Regions from separate parts of the Homo sapiens genome. Here region 1 is linked to region 2. A link is an interaction called in ENCODE POLR2A ChIA-PET data of the cell type or tissue named here. Cell type or tissue: MCF 10A. All regions are shown on one strand. Links, peaks and the distances in the headings refer to the core of each region. The heading gives the core; the rest is flanking DNA.

The links. Peaks named below come from ENCODE experiments on the same cell type or tissue, not always from the same donor. Only the 100,000 strongest peaks of a DNase experiment are listed, where the experiment ranks them.
Region 1: POLR2A ChIA-PET joins it to region 2 with 20 read pairs; 13 of 35 experiments call an interaction of 5 or more read pairs at or near these places.

What each region holds. Positions count from the first base shown.
Region 1 is chr1:26,960,693-26,963,599 of GRCh38, forward strand. No RefSeq gene overlaps it. Among named protein-coding and RNA genes, the nearest start is that of KDF1, 1.7 kb to the left of the region's middle. RefSeq lists a silencer at 766-1,060. In MCF 10A, for the core only: no CTCF peak of the experiment used is centred there; a DNase peak (open chromatin) is centred at 1,329.
Region 2 is chr1:27,011,731-27,014,637 of GRCh38, forward strand. It overlaps TENT5B (terminal nucleotidyltransferase 5B), which reads right to left and starts at 1,120. Exons shown (of 2, transcript NM_052943.4): 1 at 677-1,120. The coding sequence starts at 940. RefSeq lists enhancers at 366-1,019, 1,020-1,674. In MCF 10A, for the core only: no CTCF peak of the experiment used is centred there; DNase peaks (open chromatin) are centred at 1,271 and 1,591.

The DNA.
Region 1 (2,907 bases), core at 100-2,599, 51 kb before region 2:
AAAGCTCCAACTCAAAGGGAAGCTCTCTTCTGGGAAGCTTTCCCTGATCCTGTCTGTTTTTCTGTTGGTTAGAACAGTCCCTGTACTCAGCACACTGTCGTTTTGTTGTCTTCTGTCTCCTCCTTTAGCCTCCTACCTTGCAGGGTTTGGTCTTGTTCCCCTGTGTTCCTGGTGCTCAGCACAGGTCCTGGCACATACTAGGTGTTCAACAAATATTTTCCACTGAATGAGGCCCTGGGCCCCAATTTCTCCCTTTGCCCTGAGGCAGAACTGGGAGCCTGGGCCGCTGATCAGTTTACCTTTTCTTTTGTTCAGAGAAATCTGCAGGTAAAGACAGGAACCTCAGCTCTGAGGCCCCGAGTAGGGTAGAGGAGGGGGACCGGATATGCAGCTCTGAAAGATACATCCAGGATCAGAAGTGGTGGCCAAAATGGGCCATGGTCACTACATCCAAAAAAGGTCTCTGCAAGAGGCAACACCATTGAATGTCAATAAGGCAAGGCTCAGACTATTCTGGGTTACTGTTCCCCTTAATATTAATAACAACTCAATAACTTAACAATAGCATTAATAAACAAGTGACTTGGCCGGGCGCAGTGGCTCATGCCTGTAATCCCAGCACTTTGGGAGGCCGAGGCGGGAGGATCGCGAGGTGGGAGTTTGAGACCAGCCTGGCCAACATAGTGAAACCCAGTCTCTACTAAAAATACAAAAAATTAGCCTAGCATGGTAGCAAGTGCCTGTAATCCCAGCTACTCGGGAGGCTGAGGCAGGAGAATGGCTTGAACCCAGCAGGCAGAGGTTGCAGTGAGCCGAGATCGCGCCATTGCACTCCAGCCTGGGCGACAGAGCGAGACTCTGTCTCAAATAAACAAAACAAACAAACAAACAAGTGACTTTTAGGGAGCATCTCCAGGAGCCATGCATGCCGAAGCCGTTAATCTGTGAAGTGGGTCAGGTATTATCATATCCATTTTACAGTAAGAGGAAACTGAAGCTTAGAGAGGGGACATTGTTTGCTCAGGCAGTTGGCACAAACTGACTTTTGGCAAGGCACTTTCCTTCTCTAAACCTAATCTCTGGAGATAGTAGTACCTCTCTTTAACTGGGAGGATTAAAAGAGATCATGGATGCAACAGGAAGATATCACTGGGATGCATTAGGCATAGGTGTTCAATTTCCACCAGAGACCCTCCATCCCAGCGCCTCCCACCACATCTTGTCCACATTCCCTCCTGAGGAAAGTGCACATTGTATTCTTATTTGGAGCTCAGAGAATGAGTCACATCCTCACTTCACAGTCACATCTTGTGCAGTTGAACATCTGTGTACTCTAAAACCTAGCAAGTCCATTCCTATGGTACAGCCACAGTAAGCTCTTGTGCAATGCACCAGGAGAGAATGTATACAAGAATGTTACTAGAAACATTGTTTGTGGTAGCCCCAAACCGAAAACACGGAAATGCTACTGACAGGAGATAGAGAAATGTGGGATATTCATGCAAAGGAATTAATTATAGAGCAGTAGAAAATGAATGAAAAATAGCAACATGGTTGGATCATGGTAATATAATATTGGATTGAAAAAAGGCAAATCTCAGAAGACTACATATGGAATGACATCCTTTATATATGATTCAAAAATAACTAGAACTACTGCATCTAAGCATAATATTTGGTTGAACCATATGAATTTGCTGTTATTTGACCTGTTTTGATCTAAAAGTAATGGCAGATTCATGTGCTTCAGCCTAATTTTTACGTGAAAAAAAACTAAGAAAAGAGCAAGGCGTTGGGTGCAATAGCCTGGGCCTGTAATCCCAGCTACTTGGGAGGCTGAGGCAAGAGAATCTCTTGAGCCAAGGAGTTCAAGACCAGCCTGGGCAACATAGCAAGACCCTATCTCAAAAAAGAAAAGAAAGAAAAGAGCAAGGGAATGAGAAACACAAAGTTCAGAATAATGAATACCTGGGGGGCTAGGCATGGTGGCTCATGCCTATAATCCCAGCACTTTGGGAAGCCAAGGATTTGGGAGGTTTGGTTGAGCCCAGGACTTCAAGACCAGCCTGGGCAACATAGAAGGACCTGTCTCTATGGAAGGAAAAAAAAAAAAAAAAAAAGGCTGGTCATGCATCTGTGGTCCCAGCTACTTGGGAGGCTGTGGCAGGAGGATTGCTTGAGCCCAGGAGGTCAAGGCTGCAGTGAACCATATTAACACCACTGCCCTGCCCTCCAGCCTGGAACACACCACACACACACACACACACACACACACACACACACACACACACACAAAATTACCTGGGGGAGGATGCAGGGATCCTCCTATTAAATCTACCTGTGGGAGAGAAACCCATAGGTAGATTTAATTTTTAGCAATGTTCTGGTTTTTGTGAATAGTGGATTCAGGGGCTTTCATTTTATAATGAATGAATGAAAAAATAGAAGTTTATGCTCTAATGCTAAATAATTAGAGTTAGTGTCACTTGCAAAGTTCTCAAGATACGCAAACACATGAGAGCCTAGGGTCTTATTTATTTTATTTTATTTTATTTTATTTTATTTTTTTGAGATGGAGTCTCGCTTTGTCACCAGGCTGGAGTGCAGTGGCACGATCTCGGCTCGCTGCAACCTCTGCCTCCCGGGTTCAAGCAGTTCTGCCTCAGCCTCCCAAGTAGCTGGGACTGCAGGTGTGCACCACCATGCCCAGCTAATTTTTTTATTTTTAGTAGAGACAGGGTTTCACCATGTTGGCCAGGATGGTCTCAATCTCTTGACCTCAATGATCCGCCTGCGTCGACCTCCCAAAGTGCTGGGATTACAGGCGTGAGCCACTGCGCCTGGCCTAGGTTCTTATTTAGTTTTTGTTGTTGTTGTTGTTGTTGCTGTTGTTTGAGACAGGGTCTC
Region 2 (2,907 bases), core at 269-2,768:
GGCCTGGGTTGGCCTTCATTTCCAATCTTGGGAAGGAGAAGAAACACCTAAATTGGTCACTTAATGTTGCCCTTGGGGGTGGGGTATCAGGTCTGACCTTCGGCTTAATAAATATTGGGCCACAACCCCAGCTGAGAGAGAGGGAGTCCCTGACAAGTTTTCTTGGCTTTTCCACGGGGTGGAGGGGGAAGGGGGGGTTTCTCCAGCAAAAGGCTGTAGGAGCACAATGGCAGAGGCTGCTCCTAGAACCTCGAGAGAGGAAAGGAGGGTGAGGTCCAGGGATGCCCAGATAGGGAAGGAAAAGCTATTTTGGACTCAAGCATGCACACTTACCCACCCAGGGCCACCTGGCGTCTTTTGTCCTTGCAGGCAGAGACAAATTCTTCCCCCAATGCCCTTGACATCCTCCTCCCCTCTCCCAGCCAGGCCCTGGGTGAGTGATCCGTGGGGAATCAGGGTTCTCCAAGAGTCGAGATGGAAAAGCCAGGTGGGGAAGGATTAGTAGATGCAGGGGGAGGTCTGGTCTACCATTCATAATGCTGTGCAATTGTTACAGCCATGTCCCCGTTCCTCAGTTTCCCTAGCTGTCTAGAAAGTCAAACAGACTACAAATGCCTTCCAGCCACGAGAGCCTCAGAAGGGATTCCCCCACATCCCCCGCCTGGCGTCCTCTCACCTGCACGATCTGCCGGGGCTGCACGCTCAGCGTGGGGAAGTTGCCGCGCCCGTGAATGGGAATCGGCTCGCTCAGAAGAGCGTCCAGTCGCTTCACCTGTGGCCAGCTCAGCCCACTCAGGTGCCGTCCGGGGAAGGCCGATAAGGCCTCCGGGTCGGGGCCGCCGCCTGCCGGGGCTGCCGTGGCCACCGCCGTGGCCGCAGCCGTCCCCACCTGAGCAGCCGCCCGGTCCCTGCGCTCAGCTCCGCTCTCCGACGGCATCATCCGCCCGGCCCCCGGGCCCCGACGGCAGAAACCGTGGGGGTGGTTAAGGGGAGGAGGACAGGGAGAGCGGCTGGGCAGGGGCCAAGGCGGGGGGCACGAAGGCAGGGACGGGGCGGCAACGACGGCGAGACAAAGCCAGGGAACACCTCAGACGGCGACGACTAACCGACCCTAGCGCCTGCAGCCCGCGGCCCAGCGGACTCTTATAGGCCGCGGGCGACGTGCCCATTGGTCCGGGCCGCTGCCAACAGCGAGAGCCGCCCCGCCTCTGAACGCTCCGGACACTGGTCTGTAGAGCTTTGCACGTGAGTCACTGTTCTCTAGGGAGATTCCGATTGGCTAGAGGGCACGCCCCTGCCCCGCCCTCCTTCTCAGGCTGAATTCCCTCCTTTGGTCCTTAAAGAACTTCTGTTCACTGTGATTGGCCCGGGCCTGGACTTAAAGGGACAGCGCCCACCCCGCCCCGCCAGGGTCAGGAGGGAGGGAAGTGACCTGCGGAGTTTGTAGCAGAGTCAGACCACTGAGAAATTCCAGGTTTCTGTTTTTTTTTTTTAGCGCTGGAAGAAATTGAGAAGTCACCTAGCCTTGTCCTGCTATTTTCAGAAGCCCAAAGAGATTGAGCCACGTGATCAACTCTGCACAGCACTGCTCATGCTCTGGCAGTTTTCCAGAGCCTAGGAAAGGTATAATAAACAACTCTGGGCCCGGCGCGGTGGCTCACGCCTGTAATCCCAGCACTTTGGGAGGCCGAGGTGGGCGGATGACAAGGTCAGGAGATCGAGACCATCCTGGCTAACACGGTGAAACCCCGTCTTTACTAAAAATACAAAAAATTAGCCGGGTGTGTGGCGGGCGCCTGTAGTCCCAGCTACTCGGGAGGCTGAGGCAGGAGAATGGCGTGAACCCGGGAGGCGGAGCTTGCAGTGAGCCGAGATTGCGCCACTGCACCCCAGCCTGGGCGACAGAGCGAGACTCCGCCTCAAAAAAAAAAAAATTAATAATAATAATAAACTCTGCATACCAAGGTAAAGGCCTTTTTTTTTTTTTTTTTTTTTTTTTTTCTCGAGACAGAGTCTCGCTTTGTCACCCAGGCTGGAGTGTAGTGGCGCGATCTTGGCTTACCGCAAGCTCCGCCTCCCGGGTTCAAGCAATTCTCCTGCCTCAGCCTCCCGATTAGCTGGGATTACAGGCATGCGCCACCAAGCCCGGCTAATTTTTTTGTGTTTTTAGTAGACACGGGGGTTTCACCATATTGGCCAGGCTGGTCTTGAACTCCTGACCTTGTGATCCACCCACCTCGACCCCCAAAGTGCTGGGATTACAGGCGTGAGCCACTGTGCCCGGCCCTAAAGTAAAGGCTTTCTAAGACACTGTTGATTGGCCTCGCAAACCACAGCATGATGAGCGTTGATGTACAGCATAGCCAATTTAGGGAAGGAGAGATCTGCTCAGAGAGGCTTTGTGATTACCCGACTGTCACACAGCAAACTAGTAAGGCCCTGGTCCTCAACCAGGGCTATAGAATCTGTGGTGCATGTTTTTTCCACTGTACCTATGCAGACCCAGCTCCTTTCTGGAGCTAGAGAACGAATAATGTGTTTACATGTTTTTCTGCAGGTCTAGACAAAACATAATTTAAAAAAAATATGTTTACATGTTTTGCTCTCACACTTTACAGGACCTAGGGGATGAGGCTTATGATTGTCGTTACTTTTATTTTTTATTTTTATCTATTTATTTATTTTTTGAGAGAGGGTCTCACTCTGTTGCCTGGACTGGAGTTGACTGTCATGATCATGGCTCACCACAGCCTCAACCACCCTGGCTCAAGCAATCCTCCCAATCCCAGCCTCCTGAGTAGCTAGGACTACAGGCACACGCCACAGCACCCAGCTAATTTTTCTGTTTTTTTTTTTTTTTTTGTAGAGATAAGGGTCTGGCCATGTTGCCCAGGCTGGTCTTGAACT